2 separate regions of the Homo sapiens genome follow, and region 1 is linked to region 2. Evidence: chromatin loops called from intact Hi-C (ENCODE). Cell type or tissue: OCI-LY7. All regions are shown on one strand. Each heading gives the region's core, and the rest is flanking DNA. Links, peaks and the distances in the headings are about the cores only.

The links. Hi-C counts contacts between places; a loop is a spot of excess contacts. Peaks named below come from ENCODE experiments on the same cell type or tissue, not always from the same donor. Only the 100,000 strongest peaks of a DNase experiment are listed, where the experiment ranks them.
Region 1: a loop joins it to region 2, with 9 times the contacts of the local background. A loop is called at or near these places in 4 of 110 quality-filtered maps.

The regions. Positions count from the first base shown.
Region 1 is chr17:57,281,515-57,292,124 of GRCh38, forward strand. All of the region lies in intron 5 of MSI2 (musashi RNA binding protein 2), which reads left to right. Among named protein-coding and RNA genes, the nearest start is that of MSI2, 30 kb to the left of the region's middle. RefSeq lists an enhancer at 3,324-3,593 and a silencer at 7,120-7,295. In OCI-LY7, for the core only: a CTCF peak has its summit at 4,027; DNase peaks (open chromatin) are centred at 3,907 and 4,367; H3K4me3 peaks cover 1,879 bases; H3K27ac peaks cover 2,292 bases.
Region 2 is chr17:57,351,896-57,362,505 of GRCh38, forward strand. The region is part of intron 5 of MSI2 (musashi RNA binding protein 2); the gene reads left to right. Among named protein-coding and RNA genes, the nearest start is that of MSI2, 100 kb to the left of the region's middle. RefSeq lists an enhancer at 3,057-3,106. In OCI-LY7, for the core only: no CTCF peak of the experiment used is centred there; DNase peaks (open chromatin) are centred at 4,706, 5,066, 5,706, 6,116 and 4 weaker places; H3K4me3 peaks cover 4,220 bases; H3K27ac peaks cover 7,396 bases.

The DNA.
Region 1 (10,610 bases), core at 797-8,796, 71 kb before region 2:
CCCTCCATCCCTGGGTTCTCGGGGCTAATTCTGTTCCAGCTCGCTCTGTTTAGCTCTTTCTTCGAGCAGAACCCAAGCTAGGATCTTGCCTTCCAGAGAATGCTTTAAAAAGCCTTGTTTCCCAATATACTGCGTTTCAGTTTTCCACGAGTGCAGCCATGCTCGGGAGAGGCGTACGAGCTGCTTTTACATGTGAGAGGTGAACAAATCAAAGGTGAGCCCGTTCTGCCTCAGTGAGGCCTTTTGTGTAAAAAGGGCCTTCTGGAGTAAAGCAATCAGGTTGACTGACAACTGCCGAGGCTACCAGTGACAGTCCTGCTCCGTGGGATAACTTGGAGAAAAATCAGGGCCAAAAGCAGACAAAAGGATGTCCAGAAACTGGAGGTGGGGAAGCCTGAGTGAGATCAAACAACCTGAAAATGTGTCTTCCATCCATTTAGGGCTTTATGTGCAGCGAGGTTGGAGTGGCTGGCTGAGGATGTCAACATTTTAAATTTGTCACTGCTTTGACTTCCCTAGCTTTATCTCCCTTCAGATCAAAGCGGGGAGACTAGGAGTTGTCACTACTGGATTTGGTTTCAGACTATGTTGGTGTACCCTTGCTTTATGACCTTGGGGTTTCCTGTCTTTGCTTGGGGTGACGGGTTCATTTCAAACAAGTGAGATGTGTGTTGTGGTCTTTTATTCAGAGTGGGGAGCTCTTAGAAGCACCCACAGAGGCTTTGAAAGGACTGGGAAGCAGCTTGGAGGGCCAGTTGCGTATTTTCCAAGGATTCCTGAATATCAGGAATCCAGAAGTTTCTATTTGTTAGCCTTGCTGCTCCTCCAAGGAGCCATCCTGAAGGCAGTTTAGTCCTGCACTGGGAGACAAGGCACAGGCCTGAAGAATTCCTGCCCCCTGCTGTATAATAAATCTGATACTAAAATTAGTGCTGGCCTCCTGAGCCATATTTCTTGCTGAGATGATAAAGAAGTGTGTGTGTGGCAGGCTCATCTTTCAGGATTGGAGGATGTTGCTTTATGTCAGATAAGTGCCCAGGTCTCGAGATCATTTTTTTATGGCAGCCTCTCCCCCATTTCCCTGCTTCCTCTCCCTGTTCTGTTTTGTTAGGGGTAGGAGTAGGTAGGGGTGGATAGGGGAGAAATATTTTAGCTTGTCTTCTGGTTTTGTGTAAGTCTCTGTCACCGTAGGTAGATGTTCCTTGAGAATCTTTCTGAAGGTTTTATAATTGAGTCTTTTACCTCCGTGACAAGATATTATTCACTTTCTCTAAAGCGTTTACTTTATGCTTGGGCTGGGGTTGGGGGGTGGGGGGCAGACTTTTTTTTTTTTTCAGGGAACTCTGTCTCTAGAAGAGACTTGCCGTCAGGGCAGTTGAATGGCCAGCTTACGACTTTAATAATTGAGGCGGCATCTGGGCCCCTTGCTGAACGGCAGTCCTTCTGGCAGGGCGATTTTGCTTTTAAAATAACCATGTTCACCTTTAACTGCAAACGGCTGTGACGAGAGTTGTATTTAATTTTAAATTGCCCATGTCCAGTAACCCTCTGTACCTCTTTAAATAATAAAATGTTTTTAATCTTCCTGCAGCTGTGTTCTCTGTGTGGGGGCTTGCCATTTTTGGAAGAGGAGGGGGCTTCTGTGCCTCCTCTCCACTCCCTTTCTTTTCCCTTTCAAACTCACCGGGACTTCTAGAAAATGCCATTTCACTAAGGGCGGAATCTGGCCCGTAAAGTCTCTGGAGTGAGTGCTGGGAAGTTTATAAGCAGAGGCCGCACAGGGTCAGTCAGTAATGTCAGCCCCTGGGGCTGAAGTGCTTCCTTTGTGGGCAGAACCCCAGAAGTCCCTTTGTATCGCTGACCCATTAAAGACTTTTTCTCCCCATTCCCCGCCTCCAACTTCAGGGGGGCTTGATTTGTCTGTTATAATCGGAAACAGATTTTGGGCTCCTGATCCATTATAGATGTGTTTGAGATGGATGCCAAACCTGAAGCCACTTAAAGAGCATGTGAAAATGTGTTTAGATATAAAGGAAAGAAAGGAAGAGAGAGGATGAGGAAAGAAACAGCCTCTTCCAAATCCCCCAACTAGAAACAATACTGAAATGATAACACACAACAAAAAACAAACAAACAAAAAAACTCGATTTAGGCCCTAGGAAAGCATGGGAGGAGAAAATTAGGCTCCAGAGTCAGCCAAGTTGGTGCTTAGTCTGGGATGAACAGCCCAGTGAAGGAGGTTAAAGGAGGCAGAAGACCACACGCGCACGCGCACTCCCGGAAGCGTGGTTCAGGTGGGGCCTGCCGGGTCCAGGGGAATGTGTGTCCCAGGCTTGGAGCAGAGGGTGGCAGGTGCGTGGGGACGCATGGGAAGCACTCACGTTGTGCCCAGCAGGTCCATGTTTCTATCCCGGAGACCCTTGGGTTAGGAAATATTGATTGCTCTGTATTTGTAAACAATCTTTAAGGGGATCTAGTGCCAACACAAATAGTCAACTTCAGGCGAATCAAGTGGCCTCCTCTCAACAGGGAAGCCCATTGCTCTGATTTTCTGGATCGACACAGCCCCAGATTTATTTTCCTTTTTAATTCTCAAAAGGGGCCCGCTGAGTTGAGCATTGCCCAAGTATTGGTTTCTTTTCATCCCTGTTGAATTTTTTCCCTTCTTTAATGAAAGAGTTGGATTGGCTGTGCTGGGCCCTCCACCCGGTCATGGTAGTCCTGGTGACGCCTGGCTGCAGGGTTTCGAAGGTGGCCCTCATTTCAGCTGTCCTTGAGGCTCACTCCTGTGTTCCCCCTGCCCCTGCCATCCACCCCGCACCCGCCACCCCGAAACGTTTGTAGTACAGCTGCTGGCCTAGAACTCGAACTGATGTGTCTCTCACTCCAAACAAAAAATAAATCTGTGTGCTTTATGTATGTGTTTTAGAGGTGTGCCTGTGTGTTTTTTCTCTTGACAAGCTCATTCCCTACAGCTGTGCAGTCACAGCCCACTTTGAAATCTGCAGCATATATATATTTTTAAGTGAATAAGTACGAAGAGATGGGAAGATGTGGTTTGACTGTAATCCCACGTAAAACACTCTGACCCCAATTTTTAAAAAAGTATTTCATTAAAATGTTGTAGGAGACTATTACTGAGAAGAAGAAAGTTTCTAAGTTGATGGGACTCTTGTGTCTCCTAGTGTAGAGTTGATTTTGTTTTTTGGGGTCACCATGGAGATGAGAAGCATGGGGCTTCATGGCGTCATCTGCCCCCATTGGGGGAGGGCTTGTTGGCACAGGTCACCTCTGGATCAACCTCAGCCTCATCTGCTGGGGATGGGAGAAGCTCAAGTTGGCCAGGGGTTTACCCTATGCCCTCCTCAACCAGAATTAAAATGACCTTTTTTTTTTTTTTGCCTTCGAAGACAACATTGGTAACAATTTATTGAAACTATGGAGCTTAGCAGTGATCAGTTTTTGGATTTTCTCTTTCTTCAACCCCTCCCCTTTCTGGAAGACTTGTAGGAGGATAGGGGAGGTTTTTCTGTGCATAGATTGGCGTCGGTTTCTTAGAAGTTTCTTCTTTTCACCTTAAAAAAAATTGTTTGCATCCTTCCCCTTAGATAAGGAACCGTCAACATCCTTGTTAGAGCCCAGTGCGGAGGGGACCCTGAGGCACATACTGTTTTCAAGGTTAGATAGCAACAAACTTTCAGAGTAGCCGGAGTTTCAGGGGAGGGAGGGTTCTTTGGGTTCAAGGTTACCCATTTTTCCCCTGCTAGGAAGAAAGCCTTTTTGTTTTCTTTTGCCGACTTCTTCCAATAGCTTAGAGCAAATAGATTAGCAACCCAGCAGAAACCAAACCAAGGAACAAATAAAGGGGAAGTTTGCAGAGGGCCCTTGGCTGGGGGCTGGCTGCTGCTGAGGAGGCCAACTTGCGGTTTTCCATTTTCACGGTGAACCGCATTGTCTCAGCGTTCGCTGGTATTCACAAAATCAGAAAGAAAGGAAGGTGGTGGTGGGAGGGCGCACTTTTCAGGAGAGGCTGGGGTGTGGGGAAAGTATGCCCAGCTGCATGTTATTAGCAGCCTTCAAATAAAGTTTGTGGAAGGTTCCGGCCCCCACAGTCATGCCTGGGAAGCTTCTGTGTTCTTAGTAGGTGTTTTGAATTCTGTGGGATGGAACTGAATGTTTAAAAACAGTTACAGGAACGTCTCCCCAAGTAGGTATTCCTGAGAATTTCTGTGTACATGGAACTCTATTTTCTTAGCAAGCATCATTATATTTTTAGAAATGTTTTCTTTTCTCCTTGCCCGTCAGTTAGCCAAGCCTCCTACCACTCACTTTCTGTTGTGTAGTTCTGATTTTCCGAACAGGTGTTTAGATGATGAGGGGTTATATTAAGAAAGTACTAAAGAATACGTCTTATCACGTGAATCAGTATCTTTTTATTCAACATGGATGGAGTGGGAGTGGAGACCAATCTGTTTTATATTCCTGCAATCTGATGAGGGTAAGAAAAAGTTCATGCTGTTCATATTAGCTAGCCAGCCTCTTTCTGTCTTTCCCTCCCTTCCTTCTTTCTTCTTTATTTTTTCTTTCTTTCTTTTGTCTAATACCTAATTCCTTATCTCATTTTTGGGATTTTGAGAGAATAATTTTCATGTGGGGCGACAGAACTAGTGGTTGTAGTTTCACTTGTTTTTTTGACATTAAGGAAACAACAAATAGTCTTTTTTTTTTTTTCCTCAGACTGAGCACACATTTTAAGTGTTTTAGGGGGAAGCTCTGAAGGCAGTTTGTGGTGATTTTTAAAAAAATGTTTTTAAAGCTTTAGTCTCTCCTGGAAGCTTTGTGTGTCCCTGCATTTTCCTCGACGGTCGCTAATAAGAACTGCTGGTCTAAATCAGTGTCTCTGAGAGTCATTGATTCACTAATTGCTCATCATCGAGTCCTGGCTTCCCCCTCCTGCTGAGAGCACTTTTGTTTTCTGCTATTCTGCAAGGACTTGGACAGATTTCTGGAGTGTTTAAGAGGTAACCAATAAAAGAGTTTGGCGTGCCCCTGTTGGTAATTGTGCTTCTCGGAGGTGACCACGTCATTGGTATCCGGGCTCCATAAACAAGGGGCTGCCTTACCAGTGACCTTTCCCGCCTAAAACCGAAGGCCCCAAGGTCGCTTGTCTGATGGAGAATGTATTTCCCGGCTCACTGTGAGCCTCGACTTAATTTGTTCCTTTCCTAAGGCAAAATGACCTTCCAGTAAACCCACACCCCCTCCCCCGCTTATTATTATTTATTTATTTTTCTGGTGAACAAACAGAATTAGGAAAGGTGTGTTCTTCCAGGAGAGAGCGGGCAGTGTGGGAGGAGATGGCAGTCTGGCTCATTAAAATGCCGAGGTAGGTTTAAGCTGATTGCCAAGTGCGGGTCCTGCAGGTCAGAGTGTGATGCCCAGAAACAAAGCAAGGCCTAGGGAGAGGCTGGCCTGGAGGCAACTGGCTCGCGCCGCAGAGAGTTTTGAAGCCACATTTCTTCATTGGAAATTTAAAAAGAAAGAAAAAAAGCAGCCCCTTTTGCTCCATATTTATCATCTCTATAGTACCCTACAAATAAGTGGTCTCAAAAAGTTGTTTTTTTTTTTTTTTAATTTGCTGAACCTTTATAATAGGACCCTTTCTGAGGGCCCCGTGAGCCCAAGAATGCCTCCTTGCAATGTGAGTGTGGGAAATTAGTGCAGGCCCAAGGAAAGGAAGTGTGAAACTGCTTCCCTCAGTGAACACCCAGCCTGGCGAGGCTGTCCTGTGTGTCTTGGAAGCCCTGCTGGGCCTGAGTTTGGGTGCCATATAATTTGCTGGCCTAGCACCCCTTCCATGGGTCCCTCTCGGCCAGCCTCAAGGAAGGGGTCCTGTGGGGGACAGAATAGTGTGTGTGAGGGGCTGTCTGCGGGTGGAGGACTGCCGGGGCTTACCATCCTAACTTGTTGCTCAGTCGCGGAGTCTTGCATGTTGACTCTCCTGGGCTTGGTTGGCCGCTGCTGCTTTCCTGTGGTTGTTGGTTTGTGTTAGGTGTTTGGTCCTCTGGTTTGCTTTGGGTACTGGGACTTTAGCCCAGGGAAGAGGCCTGTGGTGCTTCTCTGCCTTTCGGCTCCTACGTGGGGCATTGGAAAGCCCTTTCCCTGCCTGGTTGAAACCTTCGCAAACTGCACACCTGGCCGGCCTGGCAGTCAAATGGATTCCATGGCAGCCCCTGCCTAGAGCGGAGCAGGATGTCTGTTTCGGCCGGTTATGAATGAAATCAGAGTCCTGTGCTGGCAATGCCATTGTGCGTAAGGAGTGCAAGGAATGCACTGGGCCATCTTCCCAGAGAGACCCTATAGACGAAACAGATGTGGTCAGATGAGCCCCTGGAGACAGCAGTAGTGGGGAGTGTGGGAGAGCAGGCCAGGGCGGCACCAGGAGGAGCAGGAGGAGCTCCAGGAGGATTCTGAGCCTCCTCCTCCTCCTTTATTCCTCCATCCCTCTGTCTGGGGTGGGATGTTTGGGAGAAGAGAGGCAATGTGGTATGGTAGATAGGCCTGTTCTTTGGAGACAGTTCTGGGATTGAATCCTGGCTATGTGACCTGGCCAAGTGACATAACCTCTCTGAGCCTGATGTGTGTCATCTGTAAAATGGGGATAATAAGACTTGTGTGGCAGCTCTGGGAACAGACAGAACTTTCTGTAGAGCACGTAGCACAATTCCTGGCATCTGTTAGGTGCTTAGTCAGTGTTGATTATGCAGCCAGCCTGGACCCAGCTGTTGTCGCTGGGACAGGGAGGAGGTCGTGCAGTTACCGAACCCTACACCATTGATTTTACTGCTTTGGACCGAGAGGCCCGAGTGTGCTGTTTAGCCTTCCAGGCCCTGAAAGGTTAGTTGTACCCTTCTGACTTTCTCTACAGAATCTTCCCCCTAACCTTCCTGGTGTTTGCTAAACTGAGAGTTAGCCTCACAGAGTCCCAGCTTCTCCTGGGTCATCATCCTTTTCTCTGGCCTCTGCCTGAGAGCAGCGTGCACCGGAGACTGAGGGAGGTTGGCTGTAATCAGCACAGACCCTTGGCTCTCAGCTGAGGGTGGATCCCAGTGTCTAGATGATAGATGGTGCAGTTTGGTTTCTAATTCCTGCTTGATTTAGAGAGGTGCTGGGAGTGAGTGGTGTTACAGGGAACGGAGGCTGTGGGAAGGCTGGGAGTGTGAGCGTTTGATTACCTTCTGTGCTCTAGGCCAGGGGTCCACAACTTTGGCACTGTTGACATTTTGAGCCAGATTATTCTTTGTTGCAAGGGTGGAGGTTGGGGAAGTGGGGGTGCATTGGAGTGCATTGTATCTGTAGTAGGATGTTTAGCGGCATCCCCGGCCTCTACCCACTAGATGCCAGTAGCAATCCCTCCCTGGTTGTGACAGCTAGCAATTGCCACGTGTCTCCTGGGGGACACAGTCACCCTTAGATGAGAGTCATTGGTCTAGCACTATAGGTCACTTCTCTATAAGAAGGGGAAATATTTGTATGTTTTCTGAGGTTCTGTTCTGCATGGATTGGAACCTGGACAATGAAATATTCATGAAATTCAAGAGCAGGAAAGTGCCTGGAGAGATCACCTGGTCCAGGCCCCAGCCTCCCGCAGGTGGCTAGCCACATGCCCTGGGTTTGATTTCCACGGCTCCTGCTGGTCTTCCCTTTTGGTTAAGTGAAAGGGCAGGGAGAGGGGACGTTTCCACCCAGGCCAGCATCTCTATAGAGCTTTTTGGAGTGGGAACTTCTTTTAGCAGAATGACTCTGCACTCCTGGGCTCTTGGCAGTCCTGTGTTTGGGCCTCTAGGAGTTTGGTTGCAAGCTCCACGAGTTTGATTTGCTCTCTCATCCCTGGCACACACAAATTTGTCACTCAGAGGGACTGGCTTTTCTGCATGCACTGAATGGATTTTTATTTGAAATGAATTCATTAAAAAAAAAAAGTTTTGCTTGCCAGGACTCTGCCGTCCTCTCTTCCCTTTTATTTCTCTCTGTCGTCTGTAAGACGAGCCTGGAAGGAGCTGTCTGGTGGGATTGGTTGGCCAGGGATTTTTCTAGGCCCTGATTAAAGGTAAATTATCAGATGAAAGTTGGAGGTTGCTGCTGTGCTTGTAAAAAAGTCACTTGTGTGCCATAAAATCCATCACAGCTCCCTTGGTGAGAAGGAGGAGGCCGTGAAACACTCAGTGATGCTACTTCGGCTTCCAGTGATTTGGCTTCCCTCTGCTGCAGGAGTGCTGCCCGGCAGCCCGGTGCACCCTGCTCTTGTGAGAAGCTCGCTGAATCACGTTGGTGGGAAGCTCAGAGACAGAACTGTGTGTTGCCGGCAAGTTGCCATGAAGTAGTTTTAGATGTTGGACTTAGGAGAACCAGATGGCTTTATGGAGTAGAAGCGGAGCCCATGATGTCTTGGTGACTTTTGCCTCTCTTTTGCTTAGAACCAAAGAAGGTGGTTGTCCAGTTGGAGAGGGTGTGGGGAGTCTGGCCTTGGAGAGGCAGTATAGCCCATGGTTGACAGCATGGATGCAGGGACCAGACTGCCCAGCCAGTTATAGAGGTGGGACTGTGGGCTAGTTATTTAATCTCTCTGTGCTTCAGTTTTCTCATCTATAACATGGGGATGAGAGTAATAGTACCTACTCTGGGGTCATCTTGAGGAATTTGTGCAAGAAAAGGGCTGAGCCTATAGCCTGGCCAGGGGTAAGGAAGTCATCCTTAATTATATTATCATTGGTTACACTATTCTTTTTAATTTATTTTAGTTTTTCTTTTTAGAGACAGAGTCTCCCTCTGTTACCTAGGCTGGAGTGCAGTGGTGTGATCATAACTCACTGTACCCTCCAACTGTTGGACTCAAGCAGTCCTCCCACCTCAGCCTCCCAAGTATTGGCACTACAGGCACATGCCACCATGCCCATTTAATTTTTAAAAATTTTTTGTAGAGATGGGGTCTTGTTATGTTGCCCAGGTGGGGGTCTCTAACTCCTAGCCCCGAGTGATCCTCCTGCCTTGGCCTCTCCAAATGTTGGGATTACAAGTGTGAACTACTGTCCCTGGCCTGGTTATATTATTCTATAATAGATGGTTAGCCTGGCTCCTGAGGCTTTAGGAAAGTGCTTCTCAGACTTTACTATGCAGAAAAATCAGGTGAACCCATTCCTGGGCATGCTGAAATCGGTGTCTCAGTCTTGGGGCCCAGGACTCAGTGTTTAATATCTCAGGTGGTGATATTGCAGGGAGCCCGCATATAACCTGGTGGCTCCTTCAATGGCAGTGTTGGTCAGATTCTTAAAGAATGAAGGGCCCCCGTGTCATCACAAGGAGAAGTGTCTTCCACCTTGGATTATCTGGGAAACAGTTCTGCCCACGCTGGGGGGCCTGATTTGGGCCCTGCGTCAGTGTCCTGGGTGTAAACCTCTGCGAGATGCCCCTGGGTGTCAGGTCCTGGCTGCACCCCATCGTTAGGACTGGGGGCAGCAGCAGATGAGGGAAGACTTGTCTCCTCTGGCCCATGGAGTGTCCCTGTTTTTCAGCTCAGCCAGCATCCCATACTCAATTCTGCCGGCGAGAGCTGTGGGCCTGTTTTGCAGGTTGTGTCGTTTCAGCGGGTAACTGGTATGTGTGTGCATGCGTGCAAAAGAAAACATCAAAATGTTTGGGGAGTGTTTTAGGAAAATAGCAAGGAGCAGATTGCCAAGATTCGCTTATATGTTTCTTTTTCTTTCCTTTTCGCTGTGTACATGTGTGATCAGCATCCCGGAGTGTTCTGAAATACAGCTTTGGCTTTCTTACCCCAACTATTCTTCCGTATAGCAGAGAGGATACAATTCACCACCAATAATACCGAGCAATAAATAACCCAGAGAAGATGAATAGCCTTGTGTGGTGGTAAATTAAAGTTGATTTATTGCACATAATATATACAGGTGCTCCTAATGTAATTAAGCAGCGAGGCTTTTAATGTTGCAGAATCTGAAAGAAGACCCAAGAAAATTGGGTCTTAATAAGGCTTATTGAAATAACAGCTAAACATGCTGCTTAGTACCATTAGGGGATGCTGAAAGATGGATCGACTCTGCTGCTTTTTCTTATGTGTGGAGATGACACACCTGACCTGTTGTCAGCAGGTCCCGCACTTGAATTGTTTTCTCTACGGTAGGACTGGATTGTTTTGAGCTGTCAATATACCCTGGCCTTGTCCTGCTTGTGGCCAGAAGTTTAAGTGGCTGCCTATTGAATAGGTTTTTTTTGAGTGAAGGACGGGGGAGCTGGAACTGAAGACCCCACTGTCTACAGCCATACCACCCTGAATGTGCCCGATCTCATCTGAAGACCCCAGCCTCATTCTCCCCCGCCATTCTAACTAACCAGGCCAGGCAGGAGAGGATTTGTTCATGGAGTGAACTCACTGATTGAGCCTTTACCATGGGCAGAGTGCTGTGCTGGAGATTGGGAGTCAGGGATGGAAACAAAAGCTAGACAGTCCCCCTCCTCAGGAGGGCTAGTGGGCGAGACCTGCGTGAAAATGCAGGATCGTAGAGGAGGGGACGCATTCACCGAGAAGGTCCAGT
Region 2 (10,610 bases), core at 1,839-9,838:
ACACACAAAGTTTGTGTTCAGTGTATACTTGATGGAATGAATGAATGGATAGATGAGTGAGACAATGAATGAATGAGAACATACATTGTGTGAAGAAACACTGAGAGGAAGGTGTGAGGCAGGTCAGCTTCTCATTCTTTGGTTCCCTTTCATATTCATAAGGTACTGGAGGTACTGGATATAAGTCGCAGGAAAGTCGGCCTTTCCTATCTCTTTGGTTTGCTGTTGACTTCCAGCACAGTGTCTGCACCAAGTAGGCACTCAACAAGTATATGTCACGTAAATGAATCTGGATGTTAAGTCATGAACCTGGATGGTTTCTTCTTTAGTGGTCTACTCTGAGGTTCACCAGTGTGTAAAGTCTTGGGCTACCATCTCTGTTTTGGGACCTAGGACCATTTTGGTATTTTTCCCAAGTAGAGAAATCTGTGGCCGCCCTTCCTATTTATTCTTTTGATTTCTGGAACTTAGATGTCTGAATAGAGGACTCGATGTTTGTTCCTTTTATTTTATAAAGGAAGTAGGGGAGGAAATAGGACTCTAAGACCTTGGCGGAAAAGAGAAGGGAAGCAGATGAAGAGGAGCTCCCAGGTGAAGGAGGGTGGAACCCTGATTCCTAAATGGGAACAGGTTTGTTCGGACTCACACACTGAGCAGCTCTGTGTTTCTTCTTGCTCTTCCATGCTCACAAAGGTCTGTGATTTTAGGAGGAGGTGTTGAGGGACCCTGGAAGAAAGATAAAGGGTAGGGTCAGAGGAATAAATATCAGCCAATCCCTGAATAATTGTCACCTTAAAAGGCTGTACCTAGACAGGGTTTGTGGTCTTGAAGGAGCCAGTTTCTTATGTTCAAGCTTCTTGGTCTCTTCTTGGTCCATGTGGATTTAACTTGGATGGAATCCCTCTGGCTACCAGTTTGCCTTGGCCAGAAGGAGAAGGGCTCCTCCTAGCCTCCTCCTCTGCTGCTTCAGCCCTGCTGGGCACTGAGCAATTTCACAGGGCGGTGTTAAGGATCAGGGTGTGGAGAGTAGGAAATTAGTAATGACTGGACTGGGTGAGGGTGACTCTTGTAATTTTAAAGAAATGTTTAAAAATTAATCGGTTCTCTGCTCTGCAGCTTTAAAAAAGTCAAGATGGAGAATTTCCCACTGTGACGCCTTTTATTTCTGGAAAGTTGAGTCATTTAATGATGATTTGAATATCAACAGTTCATTGGCCCATCTTTCCCCAGATAGCTCCCGAAAATGCGCTCTCCTCCAGAGAAGGACACTTTTCATTCCTTTAGTTTTCTGGCAACTCAAGTATAGCCTGGCCTCCTGTGTTTCCCCAGACCATTATCGGAGTTGTACTGACCAAATGGGAGTGGGTTTTCACTTGTACCCACTGCTCCTGTTTAAGTCTTCCTTGGACCAACTGTGGGTAGGTGTAAAGCAGGCATGGCTGTGACTTCCACATTGGATGGAGGCTTGATTGATTCGATGTGATTCCTTGGGTTTTCTTGGGGTTGTACTAAGGACTTGTGTGCCCAGGAGGACACAAGGCTAAAGATGGACTTGGTGCACTGATACATGGTTCAGTTAGGAACAGATAGTGGAGGAGCTCCTAAGACATTTACCTAAGATATTCTAAGGGAAATCGTAGACTCTTATTTCCTTTGTTATTTAGGGAGTAGTTGGTGGAGATGTAGGTGGTACCAGTGATGCCATTTCTCTTGTAGGAGCATTTGCTGAGTCAAAGTATCTATTTCCTCTGGAGGGTCCTTGAATTTAAGAGCTTCCAGTACCAGTAGATTGAAGATTTAGTCTGATTATAATTTTTTCCTTGGGTCTCAGAACATTAAGAGTATTCGAAGACCTGGTTCTCTTGTTTCCTCATTAATTTTGGTCCTGGATGGTGCAGGGGTTGGACTGACCTATTAAGTCTCCTTTTCCCCCATCCATGAGCAGTAAGTCTGTCATGGGGATCAGCAAACTCTTTTTTTTTATGTGTGTAAAGGGTCCAGATAGTAAATATTTTAGGCTTTCAGGGATCAGGATGCAATATTGAGGATTTTGTGTAGGTATTTAACATAACAAGAGAGAAAACATTTACGGAGAATTTTTACTGATGAAATTCAAAATATAATGACAATTATTGAGTACAGTTTTTTAAAATACACATTTGCTAATGAGAAGAATGGATTTTGTTTCAGGGGGCATAACATTTTGCTGAATTGGAGTACAAAGTTACTGTTTTCTATTATCAAGTCAGTTATAGATGTTTGTCAGTAAAAACCATTCTTAGTTCTCAGGTAAGAGAAAAACAGATGGCAGACCTGATGTGGACTGCATGCTATAGTTTGCCAACCCCTAGTCAGTAGCATAGCTCTGGTGATGTTAGTTTTGGTGTGGAAAGTGTAAGGACGTGGTATGGCCCAGGACCCCATGTTGCTCTTTGAATGGCTGGGAAGGTGTTTGAATGCCACAACACTGGAATTTTGTGTATTTAATAAATAGTGGTAGAGAGGCCAGGCAATAGAAATACAGAAGTGAGCAGGATGGTCAAGGTCAATGCCCTGGGAGAGCTTACATTCTAAGAGAGATGATAAGTGAATATAAAATTTGATTCCAGGTGGGGGAGGGGTGTTTAAAGGATGTCTCTCTGGGAGGTGATATTTGGATAGAGATCTGAACTAAGGGAGGGAATGGTCGCCAGAACTTTAGGTGAGGCAGCAGCAGAGGCAACATCTTGAGATAGGAGAAAGCTTGATAAGTGTGAACCTCCAGGAAGTGCAGGTGAGAGCAGAGAGGGTGTGATGAGGAAGGGGGTGGGAGAGGAGTTTGAGGAGAGAGGCAGGGGCCAGATACAAGGAGCCTGGGAGCTTGTATTAATACAAAGGAGCATGCGATGGGATGTTGTTGGAAGGATTCGAGCAGCCAGAGAATGATGCAGTATGATTAACTGTTGGAGAAGATCTCTCTAGCTGCTGGGCAGAGTAGACTCTAGAAGGCAAGAGTGGAAGTGGTTTTATGGGGCCACAAAACTGAGTGTTGAAAATAAAGATAGTCTGAAAAATGTGGAGTCTGTGACCAGCATATTTTTAAGATTGTCTTCTGTGTCATAAGTCAGGATCCTTCTGGTTTCAAATAACCCAACTCAAAGGAACCCAACCAGAAAGGAGAATACCTTGGCCCACATAACTGTAAAGTCCAGGAGTTTTCCTGGTTTTGTCACAGCTGGTCCCAGGGCTCCGGTGATGTCACCATGGCTCTCTCTGTCCCTCATCTCTCCTCTCTCCTTTTCTCTGTGGGTTGGCCTCATTCACTCCTTTTGCACGTAAATGTTTTCCATGAGTTGGTGAAGTGGCCGTCAGGATTCTGGATGCACATAGGAGCTTGGCAGCTCCCATGGAAATAGTACTGCTTTCTTTCAGCATCTGCATATCACTGTCAGGAAAGTTCCCTGATTGGCCTTGCTTAGGTCACAGGTCCAGCCCTTGGACCAGTCTGTGATGGATAGTCCCTTGGAACTGGGTAGGTTCCCTGAAGACAGGGGTGCTGAACAGACACAACAGTGTATGTCCAGCTTTGGTCTGTCCTCTTTGGTCTCCCTTATTTTTCTCTTCCTTTTCTGCCTCAGACCTTTCTGTTAGGGATGCGTGCCAAAACTCAAGTGGAACTGGTGTCTTTACCCTCAAAACACAGACTCCTGAATTATAATCACATGCTGATTTTCGTGGTTACCACTGATCATGACCACATGATTCTTTTGCTCTGAGGGTTGGGCCAAACCCCCTCCCTTGTTCTGGCAATGCTATTTTGAGAGGCCATGGGGGCAGGCAGGGCCTGGCGGGTTCCAGACTCTGGCTCACCTTTTAATAACTTGCTCTGTGACCCTGGATGTGCCATTTAACCTTTCTGAGACTTAGTTTCTGAGCTGGGTGCATCAACTAAGATATCCATCAAATACTTTGGAAGATGTAAAGTGGCATTTAGATGACATAGGCTATGTTTCCCAGGCTAGGACATGGGCTATGTTTCCCAGGCTAGAGTGCGATGGCACAATCTCAGCTCCCTGCAACCTCTGCCTCCCGGGTTCAAGCAATTCTCCCTGCCCCAGCCTCCCAAGTAACTGGGATTACAGGCACCCACCCCCACGCCCAGCTAATTTTTTCTGTTTTTAGTAGAGTTGGGTTTTCGCCACGTTGGCCAGGCTGGTCCCGAACTCCTGACCTCAGGTGATCTGCCCGCCTCAGCCTCCCAAAGTGCTGGGATTACAGGCTTGAGCCACCGTGCCTGGCCAGTCTTTTTTAATCTTTTGCTTAGGAAAGAGAGTGACGGGGAAAGAAAGGTTTAATTCTGGACCTTACTACCCACACATACCAGATCTCCCCTCTTTGCATAACTTCTTTTTTGGCGGGCATGTTTCTTCATTTTTATCTTCTTGATAACTTTGATGCCCTGGTTGGACTCTTAAGCAGATTATCCTTGGGTGGGGACGTCAGCAGGGAGAACCACCCCAGACTAAGACAAGTTGTGTTTTGTCTGTCAGCCAAAAGCACTCTTAGCAATCCGACATAGACATCATTTTAGATGTACAGAGAAGAAAGAACAACACAGTATTGATAAGATTTCAGCAAGATCCCCCCTCCCCCAAAGACGAAAACACACAAAACTTAATGCATTGCTCTGTAATGCCTTGGTTCCTAGTTTCCTAATTAGGCCTGTGGTTTAGCAGAGTGCACCATCTCAATACACAGATGGTTTTTATGTAAAAAAATTTTTTTCAAATGTTAATTTCCAGTGACTGATGTTTTATGCCTAAATCATTTTCCATTGTTTATATTTGATAAGAACTGTATTTGAACTGCTCCTTTATAAGTTGGAGTCTTTTGTAATGGGATTTAACTTACTGGTTTTACAGGTGTATGAAAATGTTAAGCCGTGTATTGTATTTGAGAGTTTGAAAATTCTTCGTTGCAGCTAATTTAAGAAAAAAAAAATTAAACAGGTGATTAGCAGCTGCTTTCGGTTTTGAATGTCCTCGCTTTGGGGTTTTGTGTTTGCTTATTCGTGTGCAAATTGGTGTGGTTATTTTGGACCGGTTGAGACGCTCCAACATTGCACCTCCCAGGCCAGCTGCCCAGGGCCCATTCAGTAGACCCTTCCCCGCTTCTCGGGGCTGATTTGTTCTCATCTTGTGTGCTCGAGAGCTTGCTCTCTCCTTAATGATTCAGGCCTTCCTGAGAAAACAAAGCAGCTCTGGCCCCGTTTCTCCTTGAGGACAGCCTTGTTCACTGCCACAAAGACCCTGCTTTCTCCCCAAGCAGAGGAACTGCCTCTCGGGGCAGCCAAGAACCACAGACCCAGGCGGCTGCAGCTCCTACTTCTGAACTTCTGGTCTCCCGAGTGACAGCTTCTGCATGGTCTTAAGCTCCAGGACCCCCAAGGCCACCCAGAGTCAGAGTCCACCGCCGGTGGGAAAAACAACATTAGGAAGTGGGTGGTGTGGTGTAGAAGGGGCTGCTTAGAGCTTCTGGCCTTCGGAGCTGGATCCAGCCACTTGAGCTTCATTCGGCAGCACACAGACACCTCCCCTCCCTCCTGCTCTGCCCCAGACCTTGTGCTTTCTTGGCACCGCTGGGTCGTGCCTGCTCAGACCTGGTCAGTGTGCTTGCCAGGGCGAGGAGAGCTTTGCATAGGCCGCTGCTGCTTACTTATTAACGATGACGCTGGTGGGAGCTGCGCCACCAGCTCCCTATCCAGGCCTTTGTGGTTGCATCCTGTTCACATAAAGGTGAAATCATGACCTGCCCGACTTGATTTTTCAGTTGAGGGGCTTTTGTGTATGTGTCGTTCTTGATCCAGTAAGAGGATTGTGCTTTCATTCACAAAGATTTGATCAGTAAATAGGAAGAGAAAATACTCAAGGGAGAAATGCTTAGTGTTCCGATTAATACATTAATCTTTTTTTTTGATGAGCTGAAGGTGCTCTGTTGTTTCTCTTGACTGAGTCTTTGCCCTTACCTTTGACCTTAGTGACTTGATCATCCAGCCAGGATCTCTGTACAGCCCCATCTCCTTTCTGAGGTCTTGTGGTCACACACATGCTTTCCTGCTTCTGTCTTGAATGATACTCAGTGAACCCCACAGCTTTGGGGGCTGCTATTTGAGGCACCACACTTGGCAGGCTTGGCTCCCACGGGGAGTTGCAAAGCTTGCAGTTATAGACCTTGGCAACTATTTGCCCTTAAAGAAAAGCATCAGTGAAAAGTTGAGGGCAGAGGGAAGAAGAGAAAGATCTTCGTGGGTTTTTCTGTGTGTGTGGGGGGGTGTGTGTGTGTGTGTGTGTGTGTTTATGGACAGCATTTGTACCTGTAAAACCAGAATGACTCCTTCAGGCATTTTTTCTCCTGGGTGGTTGCATTCATGGGCTGAAGCTGGCTCTTCTGAAGATTGCAATGATATTTAAGGTTAAGGGCTTGCCAGGTAACACCTTGAATGACTCAAGGCTCTGAGGCCAGGCTGCGTCCATTTGAAGGAAGGAAGCATCTTTTTCTGATTCATGCAAAGGCATCTTATGGACTAATGGTCATCCTAGAAAGTCATCACTAGTACAAGGATCTTTTGGAAAAGTGAGATTGGAGAAGGTTGAGTATGAAAGTGATGTATTAGAAAGGTGAATATGGGATGTGAGATCCTAGTCATTAGCGTTTGGAGGGGGCCTTGGAGGTTTGTTAGATCAAAGCTTTCATTGTGCAAATGAAATGGCCCAGTGAGGTTAAAAGAGGGAAGGTCACACAAATTCCATGAAAACCATAAGTACAAGGTTTGAGGAAAATAATTTTAGGACAAATAAAAGAAGTGCTGATTTTCATTGCACTTCTAACAGTTTTATAGAAGTGTCTGTACCTAAAGTGTTGTACATGTTAAAATGTAAATATGGTCAAGAAGATTGTAGGTGAAATCGAAGATGATATGTTGCTAGGGCCCAGCCCTAGCAACGTATCATCTTTTGAGGAGTGTTCCTCATACTTTGAGATTGGTTTTATAGAGGGCTGTTCCTTATACTTTGCGATTGGTTTTATAGAGGGCAACTCTGTTCACCCACAAAAGTCTCTTGATGCCATTGCTGGCCAGAACTTGGGTGGGAGAATGGGAACTGTTCAGCAGAGCAGGTGAACAGGTGGTCCTGCCATCCCAGTGGCAGGGGCCCCTTCCTTTCTCCCGCCACTCCCGGAGGAATGACCCTGCATCTTATGCACTCTCTCCGATTCCCCAAATCCCCTAGGTCCCACTGCTTGGGTTTGGGGAGTGGGGCACATCTCTGCTGAGAGCCAGCCCATCAAGCTGTCTGGGTCTCATGGTGGCATATCTTTGTTCCAACTCAATATGGGCATTTTAATCTTTATTTATTTTTAAAATTTAATTTTATTGAATTCAGCTTTAATATTATTGAATTCAGCTACAAGGGAGATAGAATAGGGTGATTGATAGTTAAGAGCATGGGTCTTAAAGTCAGAAAGACAAAGGCTCCAAGTCCAGTTACCAACTTCTGTAATTCTGTAATTCTGGGGGGCGGACTTACCTGTCTGAGTCTTAGTTTCTTCAACTATAAAATGGATGTCCCAGTACTGCCTCCCTGCCAAGGTTGTCTGAGTGAGTCCTCAATAAAAGCTGGTAGTGAGATTAATAGCACTTGATGGCAAAGTTTGTACCCAGTCATGGGTAGGGGAATTGCATCTGCCATCCAGTGGCTGAGGTCAAGTGATGACACCCCAAACTATAGGATCCTGGCAGCTACAGCAGGCATTGCTGCTTCCCTTTCGGAAATCCCAATTGTTGAGGCCCTGGCTGAAGCCCTGTCGAGCCCTTGGTGACCCCACTACCATTTCCTTTATGGTTGGCTTACTCTGCTTTCTTTTGCAATGAATATAGTTTAAAATTTCTTTATGAGTGTTCTCCTATTTGCTGCCTTAGCCTGTCACCCACTATGCTGAGCTCCCCACCCCTCGTGATGCCACTCAGCACCTTTATTTGTGATGTGGGGTATTCTGGGAAACTCTTCACAGGCAACTCAGGGAGCCTGGCCCTCCATCTTATCTCTTAGGAAATCCTCAGGTGTCCCAGGGTTTGGCACCAGAGAAGTGCTGTAGACCCTGTTTTCCAGAAAGCTCCGTGCCTTCACGTGTGGTGAGGGAGTGGCTGCCCAGAGCAGGCGAGGAGGCACTGGGGGTTGCACCCATGTTTTATTATGATGGGGGCTTCAGAAGCCAGATGTCTGCAGCTACTTGGAGCAAGCCTGGGTCTTCCTTAGACTGCAGTTTTAGGACTTAAGGAAGGAGCTGGGCTGCTGCCACATGCTCGTGCTTGTGTGTTTAATTTGTTTATTGGTGGATTTTCTACCCTGCCTCACATCAGAAAGGGCTTGAGGCCCAGGGGTATAATAGGTGAAACTTTTTCTCTTGAACAGTTTTGCCTTTTCCTAACTTCTCCGAGCCTCTGATCTCTAGGAGAGGCTAGTCAGCCCTTGGTTTAGGGGCTCTCCCTTGCTGAGTAGGGTTTTGGCTTTGTTGGGGCTGTCCAAGGGCTCCAGGTTCCACTTTTAGCTGCACAGCTGACTTGTCTCTTGTCCCCAGATGCTCTCCTGGCCCGTGAGGGCCATAGCATCTCAACTCATTTAATCTGGTAGCACTGAGGTGGGCAGTGTTTCTGAGTGTTTTGTGTGAACCCATGAAGAGAAAATGTTAGAACTAGGCTTTATGCCCATGGAGTGATTCTTCTACAGTTTCTTAGTTCTATTAAATTTTAAAAATATCTTATTGCTTCCACAGAAGAGAAATTTTTAGAATATGGGAAGAGCGAATATAACATTTTGTTCAATATTAAAAGTTAATTTAAGACAGAACCAGAGGCCAAGACAAGTGTCTTCTCTTTTCTTCATTTGGTGATATAATTGACCCTTTGTACCTGCGTACAACTTAATATTCATTCAGCAGAGGCTAATTATGGGATGCGTAGATGCCACATGGTTAAGGTGAAGATGCAGATTTCTGTGTGAGCTGCTTAATTCTGACGGTTATAACTTGTCCATAAAATTTGCTATGGATTGTAACAAGTGGAATATTAACTCGGAATATGGGGAGGTCAGGAGTATCTCCCATCTGCTTCCTTTCTGAAGGGATCCTAGCTGAACTGAGTGGGGGGTATGTTGTGCACAGTTAATATGTTGTTGACACTTGAACAACTCAAGGGTTACGGCCCCCCTGCACAGTTGAAAATCTGCGTATAACTTTTGAGTACCCCAAAATGTAACTACTTAACCTATCATCAACTAGAGCCTACTGATAACATCAACAGTTGATTACACATGCTTTATATATGTATTATATACTGCATTTTTACAATAAAGTAAGCTAGACAAAAGAAAATGTTAAGAAAATCATGGCTGAGTGCAGTAGCTCATGCTTGTAAACCCAGTACTTTGGAAGGCCAAGGCGGGCAGATGGACTGAGCTCAGAAGTTCGAGACAGCCTGGATAACATGGTGAAACCCTGTCTTTACAAAAAATAAAAAAAAAAAAATTAGCCTGGGCATGGTGGCTCATGCCTGTAGTCCCAGCTACTCAGGATACTGAGGTGGGAGGATGACTTGAACCCAGGATGCAGAGGTTACATTGAGGCAAGATCATGCCACTGCACTCAAGCCTGGGTGACAGAGCAAGACCTTGTCTCAAAAAAAAAAAAAAAAAGGAAAATCATAAGGAAGAGAAAATATATTTACTATTCTTTAAGTGGAAGTGGATCATCATAAAGGACTTCAGACTTGTTATCTTCACATTGAGTGGGCTGATGAGAAGGAAGAAGAGGGATGGTTTTGCTGTCTCAGGGGTGCAGAGGTGGAAGAAAATCCACATATAAGTGGACCCACATGGTTTACACTTGTGTTGTTCAAGGTTTGACTGTACGTTCTGAGCCCAAAATTGGAACACATGCCCTAAGGCCCTGTCCTGGATCATTTTATATATGTGTATGGTCAGGCTTACAAAGATAGAAAAATGGAATTCCATTTTCTTACATATTTCTACAAATTATTTTGGTCAAAATCTAGAAAATACATAAAACTGAGGTCTCCTGGAAAAGCCAGAATTTATCTCTGGGATTGGGATAATTGGCTATTAGGAAAGGGGTCTACCTTGTTGGCCTGTGGTCTTGACTTTTCCTTCTGGAACTGAGAATATGTGAATGGCTCGTGGAACTGCACGGAACCCAGTGGTGGGCAGTATCTTTGTAAACAAAATGAGGTTGGCTTTCAATGGCCAGGGAATGAATGTGGAACCAAATTGCAGTTTGTAGAAACAGAGCTGGGCTCAGACATTTAAATTAAACGTATATTTCTATTTGCACTTCCATTTTGTTCGGTAATAGTGTTGGATATGGGAAATCTTGTCTTTGTTTATATTTGAGGGAACTGCAGCCTTCATTTCCTAAACGGAAGATCCTGTGGCATTCCTGCAATGGAAGCTCACCAGATGATCAGAAAAGGGAGAGATGGCGAAGTAACTTGTCTCTGGTTACCCTCCCATTGTGGAAATTAATATCTGACCCAATTCTGTTTGCCCAGTGAGTTTATG